Regions from separate parts of the Homo sapiens genome. Here region 1 is linked to region 2. The links are chromatin loops, found by intact Hi-C in ENCODE. Cell type or tissue: ascending aorta. All regions are shown on one strand. Links, peaks and the distances in the headings refer to the core of each region. The heading gives the core; the rest is flanking DNA.

Region 1 (11,593 bases), core at 1,120-9,119, 54 kb after region 2:
TATATGGTAACCCCCAAAGGAAACACTAAAAATTTTTAATAAATAAAAATTTATAAAAGGAATAAAAATATTGTACAAGAAAATATTCACTTATCCTAAAAGAAAACCATGAAGAAGGAATAGAAGAACAAAGAAGACATGAACAAAATAGAAAATAAAACCAAAAGAGAAGATCATGTTCTAACTTATGAGAAATTATCCTAAATGCAAATGAATTAAACACTTCAATCAAAAGGCAATGGGATGCAGTGAAAGTAGCCATGCTTACAGGGAAATGTATAACTATGTTGGATATATTTAATGAGTAGAAAGATAACACATAGAAAACTTAACCTTTAATGTTGACACTGAACACCAAAAAAAAAAAAAAAAAGCACATTAATGCTAGAGCAAGCACGTGGAAAGAAATAATAAGGATTAAGGAGAAATTAGTGAAACATGGAATAGTAAAACAAAAGAGAAAATCAACAAAACTAAACATTAGTTCTTTGACTGTATCAATGAAATTGATGAAATGTAAGCTAACCTAACCAAGACAATAAAGGTAGAAGACTAAGTCAGAAAGGAAAGAGGGCACTAATGACTTTCGAGAAGTAAAAGGGATCATAAGGGAATATATATGACAAACCATTGTATACCCACAAACTAGATAGAAGAAATGGACAAGTTCCTAAGAAGACAAAACAACGACAACTTATTTAAGAAGAAATGGAAAATGTAAATAGGCCTATAACTAATAAATCAAGAGACTCAATTGGTACTTTAAACATTTCCCAGAAAATAAAAAAAGTACAGGCTTGTTGTATAAGGCCAGTATTATCCTAAACCAGATAAAGATATCATAAGAAAAATAGCAGACTAAATCCAGGGAACATGTAAATAGAATGATGTACCATGATAAAGTGGGATTTACCCCAGGAACACAAGTTTGTTTTAACATCTGAAAATCAATGTAATACACTGTATCAAAATACAAAAACTGCATGAGTATCTCAATAAATACAGAAAAACATTTGACAAAATCCAACACATTTTTAATAAAAAATACTTAGTGATCTAGGAATTGAAAGAAACTTCCTCAACCTCATAAAAGGCATCTACAAAAATCTAGGACTAAGATCATAGTTAATGGGGAATGACTGAGTGATCATAAAAAATACAAAGATATTGACTCTTGCTATTTCTTTCTAACATTGTAATGGAAGTTCTAGGCAAAATAATTAAGCAAGAAAAGGAAATAAAAGGTAGTTTATGTCTTAACAAGAAATAAATTAAACTATTTTCAGATGACATTATCTTATATTTAGAAATTTCAAAGGAAACTAGTAAAAAATAGAATAAATGAGTTTAACAAGGTTGCAGAACAAAATATTGATATACAAAAATCAATTATCTGTATATATATTAGCAGTGAACAATCTGCAATGATTCTGTGTACAATAGCATTAAAAATAATATAACACTTAAAAATATATTTAACAAAGCCAGTGAAAAAATTATATGCTGTGAACTATAAAACATTGTTGAAAGAAATTAAGGAAAAACTAGAGAAGTGGAACAAACCTTGTTTCTGGATCAGAAGACGTAGTTATTATTAAGATAGCAACACTCCCCAAGTTAATCTACAGATTCAAAACAAACATTATCAAAATTTCAGCTGAATTTTTTTTGAAGAATTTGACAAACTAATACTAAAATTTATATGAAAATGGAAGGGATTAAGAACAGCCAAAACAATCTTGAGAAAGGAAAACAAGGTTTAGGGACTCACACATCCTCGTTTTAAAACACTGCAGCTTGAATTGCCACCATTTTAATCAGTAGAAAAGTGAAGGACCTGCTGCCTTTATTGTTGTTGCAAGAAAAAACTTCCTCTTATGTCAGTAGCTCTAGGATGAACTATGATGATTAGCTAAGCTTAGGAACACCTTTCTAAACATGTTGGTCAAAAATCTGGGAAAGTGAGGAGAGTGTCTCCAGCCAAATAATCGCAGGCAAGATCAGCCTTTAGTTAGTACTTACAAGGTAAGGAATCCCTCAAATATAGAAAAAAATGTGCTGATACTGGGCAATCAAAACATGAAAAATGTCCACCCTGATATGAATATGGATGTGGGTACTCTAATTTAAAACAAACTGTGAAGGCCCCTACATATATATTTATTAAAAAGTTCTACAAGTTTTTAATACCAAAATCTTAAGCAGCTGAGACATTTTCTTCTTTTTCTGTCAATCAGTATTTTCTAAATATTTTAAACAATGAAATAATATTTATTTTTAATAGAAAAATTATTTTATTTTAATTATTTTTAAAAATGATAACCCAAATAGTTTTCAGTCACTGCTTTATTTTTTATAACTTTTAATTCCTCTAAGTATTCATAGGAACACCCAACTTGAATACTATAGCAATTCCTTCACAAGCATGTTTTTTAATTTTAATTAAATTGATGATATATGCATGGCACATTGAAAATAAAAACGATGCTTTTCACTTGTACCTTTTGGAAAGCTGCACATATCATCATCATATCTGTCATTAATGATTCAGTCATATACTCATAAATCTTCCATGAACAGTGTAGTCTATTTCTAATGAAAGCTTTCAGTTTAGAATAAGAAGCATTCGACTGAGGCATTTTCAAAGTTTTCTTTCATTCAAATTGCTGAGGAAGCTTTAAGTGCCCTGCTGTCCAAATGACTTAGTGAAATTAATGATCCAGATTCAAAGTTAAAGCGTCTGTATTCTTTCTGGAAACTAAATCAGAACACCAGAAACTGGGAGAAAGCATGCCAGGGAGTTGCACTAATAAGCCTGTGATACCAGTGCTTTTCTAAGGCACCAATAAATCAACATTATTTCAAATTCCCTTGGTTCCCTAAAAAGAGCAATTATGCTAGTCAATATAGTAGGGTTGGGCCTGGAATCTGAATCATATGCCAAGTGTGGTAGAAATGTTTTTATTGAAGCTCTCAGGCAACAGTTTAAATAGTTTTTCAAATGAGATATGATTTTGGGATAAAGTTAAAAACACAGAAAGTGCAGTTTAATAAGCTGGACTGTTCATAGCCGGACAGTTACTAGGTGTCTGACCTTAGAAACCATTACAGAAAGAAAATATTACATGAAAACAGGATGCATTAAAACAATGAGACTATATTCCACCCAAACCAGAAAGATAAATACATTGTATATATCTATAACTTTACTCCACAGGCAATTGGAGGGATGAATGCACATAATTTAATAAATATAATTAACTTTTAAGAGGGCTCTTTCTCTGGGTTATTTATGTATTTATTAATTAATACAGCAAATATTTACTGACCACCTACCATGTGCCTGGCATTCTAGTGATGTTTGTATGCACGTGGCAGCAGAATGAGGAATAATGAGGTGGAGGTTGTACATAAAGCCAAGTAGCTCATATTATTGAGGGGTGTGTGTGTGTGTGTGTGTGTAGAGTAGCTCAAAAGATGCATATGAAAATATCATACACACACACAGACACACATACATAGAAACACACACAGATACACACACACATGCATACACACACACACACACACACACACACACACACACTTACCAAAACATAAGGGGTTCTATCATCCTTATTTAGAATTTTGGGAGTCCAGAGAGAGTCTGATTCAATTTCTGCACTTATTTTAATGTAACATACTAAAACTTCTAGTAGGCCTTTTAGCTATATGGTCACTAAGGTATTTTTTAACTTGAAAATTTTAAAATTATTCTATATATCAGTTATATCAATAAATTTGAATAGGCTGAAGTCACCTATTAAAAAGAAAATTATTTTCAAAATTGTCTAGCAAAGAAATACCCAACTATAATCTGTATACCAGAGACATGTCTAAAGAATAATACAAAAAGGCTAACAAAACCGTGGAAAATATATATACTAGGCAAATAGAAACAATAAAGTAGACATTATTTTGCTGATTTCAAAGTGTAATTTGCATTAAGAAGTATCAAATTCAACAAAGGACGCTTTTACTAATGCTAAAGCCAATAATTTAGAATAATTATATAAGTTATATACACAAAATGATAGTAATTATCTTCATAAAGAAAAAATTACAGGAAATACATGAATACATAGATAAAAATACACTAATATAAGAACAATTTTAAATTCCACTTTCTGTACAAGACATATCAGTGGCCAAAAAAGCAAGTAAGAATACAGAGGACCTGATCAACCTAATCAGTAAGGACAACCTTATGGCTACATATTGAAGTATACATCCTGATAATAGCAAACACACATTCATCTTAAGAATATTGGAACTGTCACAAAATATAATCATATGTGGGGAATTTAAGAAAACTAGTAAGTTCTATAAAGTAGAAATATTATAACAGCATACACTAGTATCACAATAGAATAAAACTAGGAACTGTTAAAATAAAATTAAAATGAAGACCAAGCCTGAAAAATTCCTGGCAAACAAAACCAAATAGACCTTAAAAATAGCCTGAACCTTGCTTAAACTGCAAGCGTAAGTGGAACTTTCCATGGGACATTTCTGATAAATGCTTATGTTAGACAGAAACAAAGTCCTGCTAATGATGAGCAGCCAGCTAACATGTGGTTATGTGACTAGAGACTTTTCAATAAGGTAAACCAAAAAAGGGCAATTTGTAACTACAACCAACCATTGACCCTGTAAATACTTGTCTATGTCACCTTGTCATTGGAACACTAAACCTCTTTCAGCTTGGCATTTCCTGATTCAAGAATTGCTTACTTAAACTCTTTAAAATTGTATTATGCCTAAGAGTTTTCTTTTACAGTTTGGTGGCAGAAGTGAGATATGAAGGCAATCACCAGTGACTCCTGGGAGTATCATGGAGCCAGGTGAAAGGTCCACACGGAGCTCATTGTGCCCACTGCTTTCTTCCTGCAACCGGAGTTCCTGAATAAGTGTCTTTCTTATTCTGTGCTCCACATTTTACATCCTGAGCTTTCTGAGTTTGAGTAAATTTGTTCCAATTTGGTGTGGAGATTGGACTGAGTATTCAACAGGAACTAAACTGGTTCCAGTTGGAGGCATTGGGTAGGTAAAAGCTTAGAAGGACTGAGTGTGATGGGTTTATAAGCATTAAGGAGTCAGGGACTTCTCTATTTGGAATGCTAGCTAATTTTATGTTCAAAAATTATGGACTCAAAGCCTGCACCTTTCTAGAGACATGGTTGTACCTACCTTGCCGGAGATGATTTAGAGTTGCAGTGGAGAAGTTTTATTTGAGATAAAAGTATTCATTTATTGAATCTATTGGCAAGGAAGCAACCTTGAACACCCCAGTATCAATGGGATGCATTTTGTAATGGATATAGAGTCTTCTAAAAGACTTACTGATTACAAAATTGACTCTCTAAAAAGACCCTTTACTAAAGGGAAATAAGGCATCTAAAACTTAAACAACAAATTGAGGGTGAAAATAAATAAAATTATATGGTAACTGATGTATCTATGAGCATTTTTCTCCCTTTATCCTCCTCTACCTTCTCTAAAGGTTATTTTGAACCTTTAACCCATTTATTCAACTATCTTCTTGCCCTGAACTTACTAACTCTTTTGCTCAACTATCCTTTTGCCCCGAGAATAACGAGAAAAAGACAGTTAGCTTAATGTCTTATAAGGCTAGATCTTCAGAACAGCCAGATCTGGCTCTTGTAACTACTTTTACTCTTTGGTCAAAAACTAAACTCAGAGCTATAACAAAAGATATTTCAAATATTAGAGAAAATCCATTAAAGAATTACTGAGGAATTTAGAATCTTCATAGGGGCCTATAACCTGGTGATCCCTGATTTGAATCAGTTTATGCACATGATATTATAACCTGGGGAAGAAAATAAATAGGTAACTACAGGGAGATGGGATAAGCCTCAGGAAAGTGCTGATGACCTTTCAAGAGACACTTCTAGAAATGGCTCTTAAGTTGCCTGAAAAACTTATAGAAGATATTCCCATTGTCTTCCCAGAAAAGATTGACTGGTACATTATTAAATCATATAAATAGAAAAAAGAGATACATTTCTTTCTGATTTCAGGGCTAAATTGGAAGTCTTAGTTGTTAAACACTCTGGTCTTAAAATATAGCAGCATGTATTTCCTGGTGGAACTGAAATGGTTCTTAATGGCCCTATTCATTAATTGGCTTTGACCAGAGCTGCATGACCTGATAAAAACAAAATAAAAAAAAAAAACAACAACCCATAAGATTGAATGGGAAGTCACTGATATGACTGAAGCAGTCCCCATAGCTGAATATTTTGAGAGCACTTTAGAACAAGAAAAGAATCAAATGCTGAAATAAAACAGTGAAAAGATTGTTTCTGCATTAGATGAAATTCCCGAGAGCTTGACTCTTGAAACAATAATCAACACGGATGGGGCTACAAGAGATTTTCCACTAAGTTATTCTCATAATATCCTTAAATAAACATAGGGAAACTAAGATCTCAATCAACAGGGAACTATGTATAGTGTTGGTGGATGCCAAAGCCACCTTATCCACTTTAAACCCCAGCCTACTAAATCAACAAATCTCTTGGAGTAAAGAAAATATTTATGTGGTAGTGTTTTCAAATTAAGGTCAGAGAATTCCTGTGTCTAAATTAGTCCAAATGACTCTTAGGCCATTCTCAGAAAGGCATGCCTTCCTACTATGTAATATCATTCCAGTAAATTTACTGGGATGAGCTATGCTTTCCTAATTGAGAGGACGCATAACATTCTCTTCAGAAGGATAATTATTCCTAGAGTTTCCTGGCCCTCCTGAACCTCAATTGTTCTGTTCCCTACAAACAGGAGTTTATAATGTTGAACCCAAAACTTACGGGAAAACCAGATCTCTCTGAAGTACCCAAATATATGTGGGCTTCTTCTTCAGCTGACATAGAAAAAATTAAATGTGCTAAACATATGAAAGTTCAAATAGACTATTCTAAGCTATTGCCTAAATTGCCCCAATACCTGCTAAAGTCAGAGGCAATTTAAGGACTTTCACCTATTGTGGAAGATTAGTAAAACAAGGACTTACAATTCCTTCTGTTATTCCCTGTAAGACTTCAATTTTACTAGTTAAAAAATCGAATGGGGCCCGGCGCGGTGGCTCACACCTGTAATCCCAGCACTTTGGGAGGCCGAGGAGGGTGGATCATGAGGTCAGGAGATCAAGACCATCCTGGCTAACACGGTGAAACCCCGTCTCTACTAAAAATACAAAAAATTAGCTGGACGTGGTGGTGGGCGCCTGTAGTCCCAGCTACTCGGGAGAGTGAGGCAGGAGAATGGTGTGAACCCGAGAGGTGGAGCTTGCAGTGAGCCGAGATCGCGCCACTGCGCTCCAGCCTGGGTGACAGAGCAAGACTCCGTCTCAAAACAAAACAAAACAAAACAAAACAAAACAAAACAAAACAAAATCGAATGGATGGGGTTAGAGATCTGTTCAAGGCATATATACAATAAATAAAATTAGGGTATGCATATTTTCTGTGGTTGCAGATCCTAACACTTTGTTATCTAATGTGCCTACACATTCTAAGTCGTTCACGGTGATACAACTCTGCTCCGTCTTCTTTAGTATTCCAGTTGTTAGGAGAGCCAACACTTGTTAGCCTTTACCTGGAAAAATCAGCAATGTACCTGAACTGTAATGCCACAGGGGTTCACTGAAACCCCATCTTATTTCTTTCAGGCATTACACTAAGACTTGTCAATTGTAAAATTTTCTAGAAATTCCACTCTAATTCAATTTGTTCATGATCTACTGTTATCTTCTTTTATCAAGATTCAATTTATCTTTTACAGCAGTTAGCTTACAAGGGTCATATGGCCTTTATGGAAAAACTTCAGTTCTCTTCATAAAAGGTCCACTACTGAAGACATAGTTTGACAACAGAATGAATTTCCCTTTTACCTGAAAAAGTGAAGATAATTGAAGGGTTTCTTAGTCTGACAACTCAAAGACAATTAAAAGGTTTTGAGCTTTGCAACAACCTGTAACATTAGGGCTCCCAAGTAATAAATAATTTTTCCTTGTTTGTTCACAAATGTGATCATCAAGCCTTGGAAGTCCTTAACTCAGGAACAATGACATTAACCTATTGGTTATTATGTCCTACAGATAGATGCAGTGGCCAGAGCATATCCAATTTGTCTAAAAGCAGTGGCCACAGCAACTAGATTGTTAGAAACCTAATCTCACTTAGTATTAGAGAATGAGCTTTACCTACAAGTTCCACATGCAGTCAAAAACTTATTAAATTGCAATTACACCTAACATTTTTCCTCAAGTAGACTAACAATATATGAAATCCATCTCTTTTTATCTTCTAATCTCCATCTCAAATATTATATTCTGTTTAACCCTACCACTGTGCTGCCTTTGATTGAAGATGGAGAAGACTATAAGTGTGACATTATAACTATTGACTCTTCACATTGACTTACAGGAAACTACTAGGTAATCCTGAATTAATACTTTATGTTGATGGATCTTATGCAAAAATTATAGAAGGGAAATATGAAGAAGGATATGCTGTAACTAATTAACATGAACTAATAGAAAAGGAAACACTCTCACAATTTTATTTAGCACAACTTGCAGAATTATATGCTCTTACTAGGCTTGTTGTAGATAAATCGATTAATATGTATGCAGATATTACATATGCCTTTGGAGTTGTCTGTGATTTTGGAATAGTACAGAAACAGAGAATTTCTCACTTCCAGTGGAACCCCACCAAAAATGGGGTTCAATAGGATAAACTTCTTTCAGCTATTCTGCTACATTCATAGGTTGCTATTATTGACATTGATGCTTATACTTGTAAGACAACCTGAATATGAAAGAAATGCATTAGTAGGCTTTCATATCAGGTCAGAGAGCACTAAAATTATTAAAATATTTAATTTTCATGAACTTCATAAAACGTATCCCAATCAGATCACTTATGATAATTTGTTCAATAAAAAATGCTGTGCACCTGAATTGGAACAACAAAAATAGCATATAAAGTGATGCAAATTTAAATGTTAAATGGGACCTACTGAAGGCCTAGACAGTCATTTCATGCTTCCTGAGTTCCTAAAATTGCTACTGTTAAAGGTTCTTTACTCCACAACCCATCACGAAGTAGACAAAACGGTTCAAATTATGAAAAAGAACTTATGGGGTGATTGTTCTAAAGCAGTCAAAATGGTTTATAACCAATGTCTGACTGGTTAAACTCATAATACTAAAAAAAACCCTGAAGGTTTCCAGTGGCATATTTCTACCATATGCTGGACAATTTGAACATCTGCAGATGGATTTCATTCAATTGCCAACTTCAATTGGATATCAATATATTCTTGTGATTAAGAGCCTTTTTTTAAAGAGGGATTGAGGCTTTTCCTTGCAGAAAGAATGATGTCACAACAGTAGCAAAACTATTAAAATATTTGTTTCCTTTGTGGGGCATCCCTAAATAAATTTCTGGCAATAGGGCATACCATTTTACTGGACAGATTATCAAAAAATTAAATGAGATTTTACAAACCCAATGACACTAACATTGCCTTCATCATCCTCAGTTTTCTGGAAAGATTGAAAGAGCAAATGGTATCTTAAAAGTAAAATCTTAAAACTAAAATTAGCTAAGCTAACAGAGTTGACTGAATTACCTAAGCCAAAAGTTTTACCACTGACCTTAGTGGCAATTAGATCAATTCCTATGGGTACAACAAACTGACTCCTTATAAAATAATTAATGAAATACCTATGCCATTTATAATGGAACACCATGTTTTTCCTGCACTTGTTAAATCTGACTCAATACTGCAAGACCTTGATGCATTATTCCAAAGTATATTTTCACCAAATGAAAGATGGTTTCTGTGACCCATTTAGCAATGGTGATCAGGCCTTTCATTATCTAGAATCTGGAGATTGGGTCTTTTTGGATATAACACCACAGAAAAACTGCCTTTGAGCATCACTGGAAGATACTATATTTGGTTCTTTTTACCACACACACTGCAGCAAAATCTCAGGGTCTTGAGCCTTGGGTCAATGTCTCTCAAATAAAGAGAATTCCCTTAGACTTTTGTACTTGTTAAATACAGATGACTTAAAATTAAGGCTATGCAAAGGAGAGCCTTCCCTAGAAGCAAATGACATCATGAAGTAGACAGCTTTACCAATATGGGGAACAAGAGTCCATTTGACTCCACTCCATTGACTAAAACTTGTTTCTATTTTACATTAACAAAAAATGTTCAAACTCTTATTTTTTAGGAAATTTTACTATTTATACTGCATATCTTCTATAGTCTACTGTTGAAAATATAGCTACTTTCATTAGTGAAAGCAATTGCTGGCTATGTAGTCATCTAGATGAATGGGCACAACCACCATGAATACTAGAACATGCACCAGTACACACTTGGGTGATCAATTTAGGAAGCTGGATTTATAAAAAGTTTGGTATCCTTACTTTGGCAGGCATATTTATGCTCAAATGACTTGGCACTGGCAAAAAGCAATAGAAACAAGGGATACCCTATAGCTATTGATTTTATTACTGGTAATTTATCTTCAGGCATAGAAAACCTTAATGGAACTGGACCTAATCTAGGCTATATTACACACTCCTTCTGTAATGAAACACTTTGATTTTACATAAATAATGAAGACTAGACTTTTATATATAATGACACAGATATAAAATCAGAACATGACAATGATACCCTCAACCATGTTATCAGACAACTCCTCAAAACTAGACATGGGTTTATTGGAAACTCTAAAGGCAAATGGAATGCTTCTTTAGTTCCACTATCTAAAATAAATGATAGTCTTATTTATTGGATATATCAATATCTAAAGCATATTTGAGGAGGAAATCAATAATTCTTAGTTGGTTATGGCATACATGGGTTACTTTATCAAATTCATAAAATGTTTTTTGTTTCTACTCCTATCTAAACCATACAAGTTTAGCCTAGCAATATGTAGATGCAGATATGACAACAAATAACCATGACATTTATATCACCTCCAACTGGTGGGTGATAGGATCCACTTTGATCCTTTTCCTTTAATAGTACTGGATTATTCGTTGTGTGTGGCAACAACATATATAAAAGTTTTCTACATAAATAATCTGAATGCTGTGGTTTGGGCTATCTCCTACTTAAAATGACCAGATATGACTTTTTAAATGCAAGTCAAACTAATTTAGTGTCATTCATATGTAAAGCGACCCCTACAAATGAGCCTCTTATGATCTTCCAAACCCAATTATACAAAGGGGTTCCAGATTTCATTATTTTGTAAGAATTATTTTTTTCTCAGTTGGCAGTCTCTAAATTGAAAACATGCTTATTAATATTCCAGCAAGTATCATTTGAAAAAAGTTCAAATGATACTTTGAATTATCCTAAAATAGTACAATCTGGCATAAATAATTTGGCCTCAATAGTACTCCAAAATAGTAGTTGTATTGATATTTTAACGGCTTGAGAGGAATTTTTGCCCTAATTGTGAAAAGTGTTATTTCTATGTTAACAAATC
Region 2 (11,593 bases), core at 1,851-9,850:
ATCTGCAGTTCTTTGTCTTAGGCTTTGCATTAATTTTCTATTGCTGTGTAACATATTATTAAAATCTTAGTGGCTTAAAACAATACAAAATTACTATCTCACATTTTCTGCAAATTAAGTCTGCAATGGTTTCACTAGCATCTCTGCTCAGGACCTGCATGGCTGAAATCAGCTGCTGGCTAGGGCTACTATTTTGTTTGAGGATCAGGTTCCCCTTCCGATTTTATTTAGGTTCTTGGCAGAATTCTTACCTCCAGTCAGGGGTTATTCTTAGTTTCTAGAGGCTGCTGCCATTCCTTGCCATGTGGCTGTCCCCACAACATGACAGTTACTCCTTCAAAGCCAGCGAGAGAATATCTCTGCTGCTTTGAATCTCTGATCTTCTCTGTTTCTGACCCGAGACCCAGATTTAAAGGGCTCATGTGATTAGGTCAGGCTTGTCTGGATAATCTTCCTTTCAGTTAACTCAACTGACTGGGAAACTTGATTATATCGGAAAAATCCCTTTGCCATATAAAGTGAAATAATAATGGGAGGGCTAATTAATCATACTCACAGGTCCCATCGACAGTCATTGGGAGGGGATTATATAAGGGTGAGGATCATCATGGGTCATCTTAGAATTCTGCCTACCACAAATTTACAAATTAAATTGTTGAGTTTGTAATTTAATATCTGAAATATTAAAATATATATATTTGTATTTAAATATATATATGTGTATGTGTGTTTCTGTGTATGTGAGTGTGCACGTGTATATATATGCAATAAACATTTCTGGATAGAACCTTCTAGGTCAATCAAAATTTATCTGAAAAAGGCACAATGCAATATGAACACATAACACTGTAAAATTACAATTTTACAGTTTCTCAATTAAGAAACTTCTAACTTCCACATACTGGCCTACCCTGGGGAATTTGAGAGCAAATACGGGCTTTTTCTTCAGCTCTTCCTGAAGCTGGGTAGTGTTACTCAATGGAAAATCTGTGCTCCATTCACTGCTGGACATTCTTGGGTCTTATTATTAGCATTTTACAGTGACCACGGGTAATTCATGTGACTTTTATGGCGACATGAAACACAGTGTGAAAATTAACTGCAGCTTCTTTCCAGTGTGGAATCTTCCCTGACTACTTCTGTGGGTAATTTCATGAGAGCATCCTTTTTAGCAACAAATCTAGTTTTCTATAACAATCTATCAGTGACCTGAGCTCCTCAACATATTAGACCCAACAATTTCTTTGTACTGATGCTTCATGGTCAGAAATGCAAACCAAATCTTAATTCAATTCATACTTTAAAAAACAGCTAAAAGAATAATAACTTCATTTTTCTTGAGCAATTACTCTCTTGCAGGTTATGTGATAACCATTTTACACACAATATATCCTTTTTAAGATGAAAAAGCTGAGGAAGAAATAAGTTTCATTATTTGCCATCACACAGTTAAAAAGAATCAGAGTCTAAGTCGGAGGCTCTCTGAAACCAAACCTCTTTTCTAGGGCCATTGGTTACCACTTCCTGTGATTTTCCATCTTGGCGAATAGCAAAATACCTACCCTATTCTTTTCCATTTTCATTCCTCAAGCTCTCAGGTATGCAATTAGGTTAATTTCTGGTTAACTGAGTAAATTAAAGTTGGGGGTATTGATTTACACCCCAGCCAGATTTTTTATTCAGGAATATTATTGGGGTTTTTTTTTGGCAAGTTAAACATATTAAAGCTTACGGTTAATATTTTTAAGCATAAATATATTTAAATACTCAAACATGAAATTAGCTTTTGTTTTGTCATAGCCATTGAAAATGTATGGTATTTACTTTTCTTTTTTTTGTGTGTGTGTGTGTTTATTCACCATCATAAACATTCCTAGCATGTATAAACACTACTCTGTTTGATATTGTGCTGACTTTTACATAAATTATCTCATGTAAGCCTCATAAAAATTTTCAAAACAAATATTATGAACCTCACTTTATTGGTTAATAAACTGAGTCTCAGGTTAAATAACATAGAAAGTCATATCACTAGTACTAGAGCTGGAAGTGAACTTTTTCTACTTCTTTCAAATACATCAGGTAATCTTCCCTGGCATACATTAGTGATCTAAAGGGAAGGGACCATGTTTTATAACTTTTCATTTTTTTTTGAGTGCTTAGCATGGTGTCCTATAAACCCTAGGTTACCTTGAAATGTTAGTTGAAATTCAAAGGCTAAAACGATGTTCTTTCATAGAAATTAATCTTAAGGAGAAAGGAAACTAGCAAAGACTACAGAATATTCATATTATTAATGTCCACAAGGTGTATCTTAAAGTTGGGAAATTTATCCCAGCAAAGATTGTAAATATTATTTTAATAGCACCAACTATTGGTATTGTTTTTGAAGAATAATAATAAAAACTTGCATTTGGAAAACTTCCTAGTTTATGACATACTTTTACCTTCTACCGTTGTCTTCAATCAATGAATGATTTTCATTAATAAACTTATAAATGCACCCCCAAGATATTATGCCAATGAACAGGAAGGAATAATTGCCTTAAACTGGAAAAGTTTAAAATAAATTCTTAGTTTAAAAAAAATCAGCCAGCAACAGGATATACTTCATCTGGCTGTAGCATTTTGTAAAGAATGGACTTGTAAGTCCTCCTACTTAGCTAAGAAGGCTTTTCTAGGTGTAGTGAGCTGTTTCAAGCAAGCCATTTCAATAATGCAAGAGTGTAAACTACTTTAGAATTACACTGTAAACAGAATTTTCAATCTTGTATTGCAATTATACATTAAATGCAGAATCAGCTTAGAATATAGAAATCCCCAAAACTGTTGACAGGAATAAAAAAGGGACTTGATTCTGTAAACAAGGGCACAATTTCCCAGCAGCTGGCTTGGGTTGCCCAGCAGCCACTCAATTAAGTTTTTGCTGCATAGGCAAGTTCCACAGACGTTTATTGTGAGCAACACATTCATGGAAAAAACTGGGCACTGAATACCTACATTAGTCATCTCTTTTTTTCCTCATTCTTAAAATTGCCTCAATGCAGAATAATGAAGCATGGGAGCCAGGCATGACAATGTGGCCAAAATCATGGATATTAGAATTGATTTGTCTGGGTTCAAATAGGAGACATGGCCCCTAAAGGAACATGGGCAATTAACATTTTAATGGTAACTTAGCCTTCCCATCTATACATTGGGGATAATGTTTCTATCTACCTCTTAGGCTTATTGTAAATTCTAAAAGATACAGTACATGGAAAAATATTATCTCAGAGCTTGAAAGTGTAACTCCTAAAAAAAGTATATATTTTTTCTTTTTTATTGACACATAATAGTTGCACATGTTTGTAGGAGAAACAGTAATATTTCTATACATGCACACAATGGATAATGATAAAATCAGGGTAATTAGAGTATCCATCAACTGAAATATTTATCATTTCTTTTTGTCATAAACATTCAAAATCCTGTTTTCTAGCTATTGAAAATATATAATAAATTATTATGAACCATATTTACTCTACAGTACTATGTCACTAGAACTTATTATTTCTATTTAACTGTAATTCCATGCCCATCAACCAATCTCTCCCTATCTTTTCTTCCCCGCTACCTCACAGCCTCTAATAACCAGAATTCTATTCTCTACTTCTATGAACTCATTTTTTTTTTAGCTTCCACATATGAGTGAAAGTGGATGGTATTTGTCTTTCCATACCTGACTTATTTCACTTAACATCATGTCCTCCAGGCTCATCCATGTTGCTGTGAATGACAGGGCTTCATATTTTAATGGCTCAATAGTATTCTATTGTGTACATATACCACATTTTCTATATCCATTCACCTGGCTGTGGACATTTAGGTTGATTGTATATCTAGGCTATTGTGACTAGTGCTGCAATAAACACTGGAGTGCAGGCGTCTCTTCAATATACTGATTTCCTTTGTATAAATATCCAGTAGCGAAATGGCTGGATCATGTAGTTCTATTTGATGTTTTTAGAGAAATCTCCATACTGCTTTCCATAGAGGCTGTACTAATTTACATTCTCACCTACAATGTATAAGAATCTCGTTTTGTCTGCATCCTAGCAAGGACTTGTTATTTTTTATCTCTTATAATAGCCATCATAATGAGGATGAGATGATATATCATGGTGATTTTGATTTGCATTTCTCTGATGATTTGTGATGTTCAACATTGTTTCTCATATACTTCTTGGTCACCTATATGACTTCTTTTGGCTTTGTCCACTTTTTGATCAGATTATCTATAATTAATGTTGAGTTATTTGAGTTTCTTATATATTCTGAATATTAGTCCTTTGTCAGACGAATAGTTTGGAAATATTTTCTCCCATTCTACAAGTTGTCTTCCCTCTGTTGATGTTTCATTTTCTGGGCAGAAGCTTTGTAGTTTGATATATTTCTATTTGTCTATTTTTGTAATTTTCACTTGTGCTTTTTAAATCTTACTCATCAAATCTTTGCCTAGACAAATGTCCTGAAACATTTTCCCTATGTTTCCTCCTAGTAGTTTTATCGTTTCAGGTCAAACATTAAAGGCTTTAAACCATTTTTAGTTTATTTCATATACAATGAGAGATGGAGGTCTAATTTTATTCTTCTACATATGAATGTCCTGTTTGCCCAGCACCATTTGTTGAAGAGAGTGTTCTTTCCCCAATGTGTGTTCTTGTCATCTTTGTTGAAAATCAGTTGGCTGTAAATACATGGATTTATTTATGGGTTGTTTGTTTGTTTTTGAGATGGAGTCTTGCTCTGTCACCCAGGCTGAAGTGCAATGGCACAATCTTGGCTCACTGCAACCTCCGCCTCTTGGGTTCAAGCGATTCTCCTGCCTCAGCCTCCCAAGTAGCTGGGATTACAGGTGCCCACCCCCGCGCCTGGCTAATTTTTGGATTTTTAGTAGAGACAGTGTTTCACCATGTTGGCTAGGCTGGTTTCAAATGCCTGATCTTAGGTGATCCGCCCACCCTGGCCTCCCAAAATGCTGGGATTACAGCTGTGAGCCACTGCGCCTGGCCTATTTATGGGTTCCATATGCCATTGCATTGATTCATGCATCTCTTTTTATACTAATACCATGCTGTTTTGGTTATTATAGCTTTGTATTATTTTTGAAGTCAGCAAGTGTGATGCCTCAAGCTTTGTTCTTTTTGTCCAGTATTGCTTTAGCTACTCAGGGTCTTTTGTGGTTTATCGTGAAGTTTAGGATTCTTTTTCCATTTCTGTGAATAATGTAATTGGTACTTTGATTCTCTAGATTGGGTAGCATGGTCATTTTAACAATATTAATTTTTTTCAATCTAGGAGCCTCAAATGTCTGTTCATATTTTGTGGCCTCTGTAATTTTTTTTTATCAGTGTTTTGTAGTTTTCATTGTAGAGATCTTTAACTTCCTTTGTAAATTTATTTCTAGATGTTTTTTAGTAGCAATTATAAATGGGATTGTTTCTTTGATTTCTTTTTCAGCTAGTTTATTATTACTGTATAGAAATGCTATTGAGTTTTGTATATTGATTTTGTATACTGCAATCTTAATGAAATTTATCAGTTCTAAGAGGTTTTTGATGGAGTCTTTAGGTTTTTCTTTATGTAAGATTATGTCATCTACAAAAAGGAAAAACATGATGTTCTCTTTTTCTATTTGGATGCCTTTATTTCTTTATCTTGCCTAATTGCTCTAACTAGGACTTCCAGTACTTTGAAGAATAAGTGTGGAGAAAGTGGACATTCTTTTCTTGTTTCAGTTCTTAGAGGAAAGGCTTTTAATTTTTCCCTGTTCAGTGTAAGATTAGTGGTTAGTTTGTTCGTTTTTTTTCCTCACTTGCCTCTTTTCCAAGGTGGTGACTATATAAAGGTTACCTCTCCAGTATATGTTCACAGTCACAAAGGGAGGCCTACGAGGGAATGCTGTGGTTTACTCTAATATGGAGAGGTGTAATCTCGTCCCTGGAGAACTCCTGTTGGTGTTTGCCCAGGAATGACTAATTCCCTATTTTTGGAGTTGACAACCACTGCCAAAACTCCTGGCATGGACCCTGCTCTGTGGCCAACTCATGCTGCTCCAATTCCTCTGATAAGTTCCACTGGCAGCCCTCTTAGCAGCTCTATACCCTGCTGGCAGGGCACACAGGACTCCTGGGGCTACTGCACATGGCATGTTGACCATGGCCAAAGAGGGAGTAGCCCTGAGTACTTATTTCTAGACCCTTTCCTCTGCCCTTGCTCCTCTGCTGCTCCTAAGCCTTGCTGCATGTGGTCAGGAGCAGCATACTAGATATTATTAGATTTTCCCGTTTCTTTCAAGGAGTTTTATCACTCCAATTTCCACTTTCATCAATACCTAAAGTGTTGGAAATTGTGGGTTCCTTTTAGGGACTCATGTAATATTCTCTCCATGGATTCATCCCCTGTAAAACATCCTTCTACTTTAGCAATGAGGAGCTTCTACTTGCTTTTCCTACCTGGGAGGAACTTTCTTTAGTTAATGCTCTGTCACCACTACATAATGGTTCAATGAAAAAAAAATATGGTTCAAATTATCCAGAACTAGATTTATATTTTAAAGGGATGCTTTAAAATTAATAAAATTCTTATCACTATAAAATGGGGTGTTCATTACTAATGTCTTATAACAGACTTCTTTGACCATCCAAAGCACCCACAATTACATTCATTTTAGCATTTATCACATTGTTTTATAACTGTGTACTTATCTATCTCCCCCTCTAAACTACCTGCTCTTCAGGGCATAGACAGATTCATTAATGCATGAACAGATGAACTTGAGCAGGAGGAAAGGGACCAGGCCTGAACCACTTGATCAAAGTAAAGATGAAAAAACACTTATGAATCAGTAAAACATGTATGAGCCAATAAGACGGTTTCCATTTTGTTCCCAGAAATGTTTACTATGTTTATGCCCATAGAAACCTCAGCAAATTCCGGACTTAAGAAATAAATTTTTATGGCCTGTTGTAACACTTTATTTTTTGTGTTTCTTAGAAGCCTAAAAAGGAAACCAGTATACTTAAATATATTAGTAAAATATTTGTATCGTTAAAATATTTGTAGTTTTACACATAATTGGGAAAAGGTAGCATGGTGTGACATGGGAAATTCTTGACTAAGAGATACATATTCTGTATTCTAGTCGTGCCATAGTTCCTCAATAGCTGCATGATGCTGGTCAAGTCATGTAAAGCTTAGTCCTCAGTTCCATGGCCTGTACACATTAAAACACTCACTATTAAGTTGCTACAACATTTAATTTGTGTAAGCTTCATATTCAGAAGATGTAAAGTCAGATGAGAAAAACACTACTTGAAAAAAATGTTATAAGAACTAAATGAGGCTATATTTAGAAAAATATGTTGTGCAGTGATAAGAATATAATAAAATATAAGATTTATATTTAAGATATATTAGGCACTTATTATGAGCTTACAAGAATTTCCTATGTATTAACTTACTTAATTCTCACAACAACTTTAACAGAAATCCACATAGTAGTTGTTATTATACTAACCTGACCCTCTATTGGCAGTATCAGATAAAGCTTTTCAGTTCTCTCAGCATCTAGTCTGTGTCTTGAATCATCATGTTTGCTCCATCTCACCTGCCACCAGGGCTAATTCTGTCCATGCTCACATGGTTCTGCTTCCTGAAGCTGATCAGCTATGTGCTCTAACAGACTTTGGATTCAGTTGAAGGGCCATATCACAAGGTATAGGACCTTGCACCCAAGGTGGTTACCAAATGGGTGAAGTGATGTAAACCAGAAGTGCAAAGGACATAGCTTCCTCTGGGGGGAAATGTTGATCACTGTGCATCAGAGGATAGGAGAAAGTAATTAGTCTTTTTTTTCTTCTCCCTTCAATAACAGTTCTGTCTATTCACACTTTCTGGAAACACACTAGGAACCTAAGCCAGTGTACTGACTCTGTCAACTAAGTGTATTGCCCTCACTCAAATAATGATACAATAACCAGTGTAACAATACATTGCTTCTCATCCTTCTCTGCCTTATTTCCCCTTTCCTTCACTTTTAATGTCCCAGGATTGCATGTCCCAAATCAGCATTGGCATCTAAATATTGCAACAGGCTCTGCTTTCCTGGGAATCAGGGTTAAGATAAATTCCTCCCTGACTATGATACTGATGAGAAACATAGTAATGACAGCCTCTTATATTTGTAGAATGCAATGCAGTTGTAGAGCTCTTCATCACTTTATTTTTCTCATGAGTATCATTCTACTCCAGTTAACAAAAGCTATTGTAAACAGAGCACTATAATCTCAAACTTTACATAACATTTCTTTAAAAAATATTTCCATACTGAAGTATTATTTATGTACAATAAAATAAATGCTCAAATCATAATTGTTGAAGATTGTTTAAACAATCTTAATTGTTTGATGATCTTTAACAAATAAAATTTCCTGAACTGTCATCACCCAAGTCAAGATACAGAACATATTTATCATCCCAAAAAGTGTCATGATGACTCTTTCTAGTCAATCATTTCACTTCCAGAGGCAACCACTCTTCTGATTTATATAACCATATACTAATTTTGTCAGTCCTTGAATTTTATATAATTAAATTATAGCATTTTATATCTGGCTTCTTTCTCTTAGAATAATATTTTGAAGATTCGGCTATGCCCTTTTGGGTTTCAGTATTCCATTACTTTTTAATGCTGAGTGGTATTCCATCTAATGATTGTACTGTAATTTGTTTACCTAGTTATTTGTTTACTTTGAATGACATTTCTTGTTCACATCATTTTTTTATTAACTAATAGCCAACTGATAATCTGAGCATGAGGACAATTTGTCTCTATCGATAGTATATACAGAGTAACTCTCTGTATCTGGATCAAAAGTGATAATTAATAATGGACTCTAGAAAATAAGCCTCTTACAACTAAATTTGCAGATGTGTGCTCTGCAAAACATAAAGTTCTAAGAACTGATTTTTTATAACAAAAGTTTTTGTAATCAAATAAAATGTGAAAACTCTGTAACTCTCTCACAAACATACTAGCTTCTTACAAGCTCTGAGATTTCCTGCAGTTAAAGAACCTTGTTTATTGTTTTGAACCCAGATTTCCAAAGTTTATTAACCTTAGAACTCCCCCTATTTGGAGTTTTCTTATTTATTTTAAAATCGTTGGTCTACATACATTTTTTTAGCTATCTATCTATCCATCCATCTGCATCTGTCTACATATGTACACACATACACCAATGCATAACATTGTACTACTACTAACACACATGTACATACATGTTTTTTAATGGTATGCACCTAACTGGATTATTGAGGCAGTTATCAGATTAATTTAATGAACAGTATTCTAACCCAAGTCTAATGCTCTATAAGAACAAATTCTCCTGTACTTAAGGAATAAAAACTCATGAAATATGCAGATCATATAAAATCCCCAACTGTTGGTATGAGGCACAGAGAAAGGTAGAGAGTTTTCCCAAAGCTACATTAAAGTTCATGGAAGAGCGTTAAAATTTTTTCCAATGATCCTCTCTAGTTTGCCTCTTTATATATATTAAACATTTTTGAAAATAAATATACACATGGAGATGAGGGATCACAGAAAGTGGGGCAAGCTGCATGCCCACTGGGGAGTGATGTGGTATGTATGTGTGTGAGGGCTGAAATGAGGGTAAAGGTGGATGGAGGAAGGGGATGATAGAGAGCAACTGAATGTCCGTGAGAAAGAGTGTAGAAAGGGCAGAGTGGGGGTGTATGGAAGGCCAATGTCATATCCTCTCCATAGAACAGGACTGTGTGTGCTATGACTATGGATTCTTGGTAAAGGTATCTTAGACTTTTCAGTTCAAACAAATTATACAACTGAGACTCTCATGAGAATGTTTCCTTTTAGATTTTTGTATGAAGACATTTGACACAGGTCAATAGTAAGATTCCTCTACAAGAACGTGTGAAAAATTATGACTCATAATTAAAATGTAGAATGAATGTATAATGCCAAAGATCCAAGATAAGCAAAAACATCATAAGAGATGGAAAGAAAACTAAGCTCTTCACCCAAGGGATTAACTTCTCTATAGAGAAATGTGCCCATTAGGAAGCAGCTCATCAGTCAGGAAGTGCAGAAAGGAGGAGCTAGAGATTCTAGTCCAGTCAGTTTCTATCCTCCCAGTGCGAAGGAGAGTCCTCATACAAATCCTCAATATCCCAGTCCCTGTGGCCAAGTGATTTATGCTGTGTAGATTTTCTCATTGAGACATCAGAGACTATGTCTGGTGATACTCAACACACTCACAACCACTGAGTGACCTGACATATTTCCATGTTCAGCAAGCAAATTTAGGTCGTAATTTGGCTTCCCAAGAAGATTTGCTTAGTGGGAGAGTGAACTGGTCATATTGATGCAAATGTACTCATCCTTTTGACAGTTATACTTCTCATTGTAAATCAATAAGATAGGCTCTGCTTTTTACATCACTCATCCTAAGTTTGATTTGTGAGAATTCAAAAGAGCACTTCTTAATATGCTAACCAGTTATATGCTTAATATGCTAACCAGTCTTTGAGCTGGTGAGGCTGAAGGCCAGCCTGTAGACCATGTCAAATTCTCTAAGACAAAGACAGCCAGCTGGCTTTTCCCTTGAAACCCTCAACTCTTCTGTGTTTTTAGCTTCAAATCTTTACCAATCCTATCCAGAAATGAAACATATGCCTAAAGCAAACTAAAGATTGCATTCAATGAAAAAATTCCTTTAGTAGGTGGGTTTTTCCCAAGCCCAGGAAAATACTAAATATAGTAATTATTAAAGAATACTGGAAAAACAATTGAATTTTTCCTGTCTTCAAACCTTCAGTTACATTTACTAAGATGTCAAGTTAGCTTTTTATTTCTGTGGCATATTATGTAGAGGGGAGTTTAGGTGCAAAAATTTATATTTTCAATGATGTGCACTAATGATTTTAGGAAATTGCCATATTGTTATTGCCCTGTTTTAATAAACATTGTATCTAAGGTATTCTCTGTGCTTCAACGCAGGTAAGATAAGCTAATTTATTCTAATACCTATCTTCTTGACACTGAGTAAATTCTTCCTAATGCACTAATTATGACTCCAGATAGACCAATGATTATTTCATATATGCTAATTAGGAATCACTTTATTCAGTCAGCCATACACATCAGTAAACAAGTGTAATGAATTCCCCAGGGAGGTGATAAAAAGACAATGATTTGCTTTTCACTACAGCTTGGAGAATTTACCCTACAATCAAGGAGTAATTAGAGAAGAAAATGAAGAGTTAGAAAACATATTTGCAGGTGTGAGCACTTGGCAAAGCATGTTTCTTTGCAAAGATGAAATTGAAATGGATATCTTCGTTACTAAACATATATGGAGAAATACGTTAGTTATTATGCTCTCCTTTCATAAGTAAGCAAAAAAAGATACAATCAAATGTAATCATCTCATTTAAATGCTAGATTTACACAAGGGCAAAAAATGAAATCAACTCAGTATGTTCCTAATTATTTATTATTTTATTGTAG

The links. Peaks named below come from ENCODE experiments on the same cell type or tissue, not always from the same donor. Only the 100,000 strongest peaks of a DNase experiment are listed, where the experiment ranks them.
Region 1: it touches region 2 in a loop (2.4-fold over the local background); 2 of 110 quality-filtered maps call a loop at or near these places.

Annotation. Positions count from the first base shown.
Region 1 is chr11:21,822,607-21,834,199 of GRCh38, forward strand. The region is part of intron 2 of LOC102723370 (a long non-coding RNA gene); the gene reads left to right. Among named protein-coding and RNA genes, the nearest start is that of ANO5, 360 kb to the right of the region's middle. In ascending aorta, for the core only: no CTCF peak of the experiment used is centred there; no DNase peak of the experiment used is centred there; H3K27ac peaks cover 2,881 bases.
Region 2 is chr11:21,768,358-21,779,950 of GRCh38, forward strand. The region is part of intron 1 of LOC102723370 (a long non-coding RNA gene); the gene reads left to right. Among named protein-coding and RNA genes, the nearest start is that of ANO5, 420 kb to the right of the region's middle. In ascending aorta, for the core only: no CTCF peak of the experiment used is centred there; a DNase peak (open chromatin) is centred at 6,094; H3K27ac peaks cover 1,070 bases.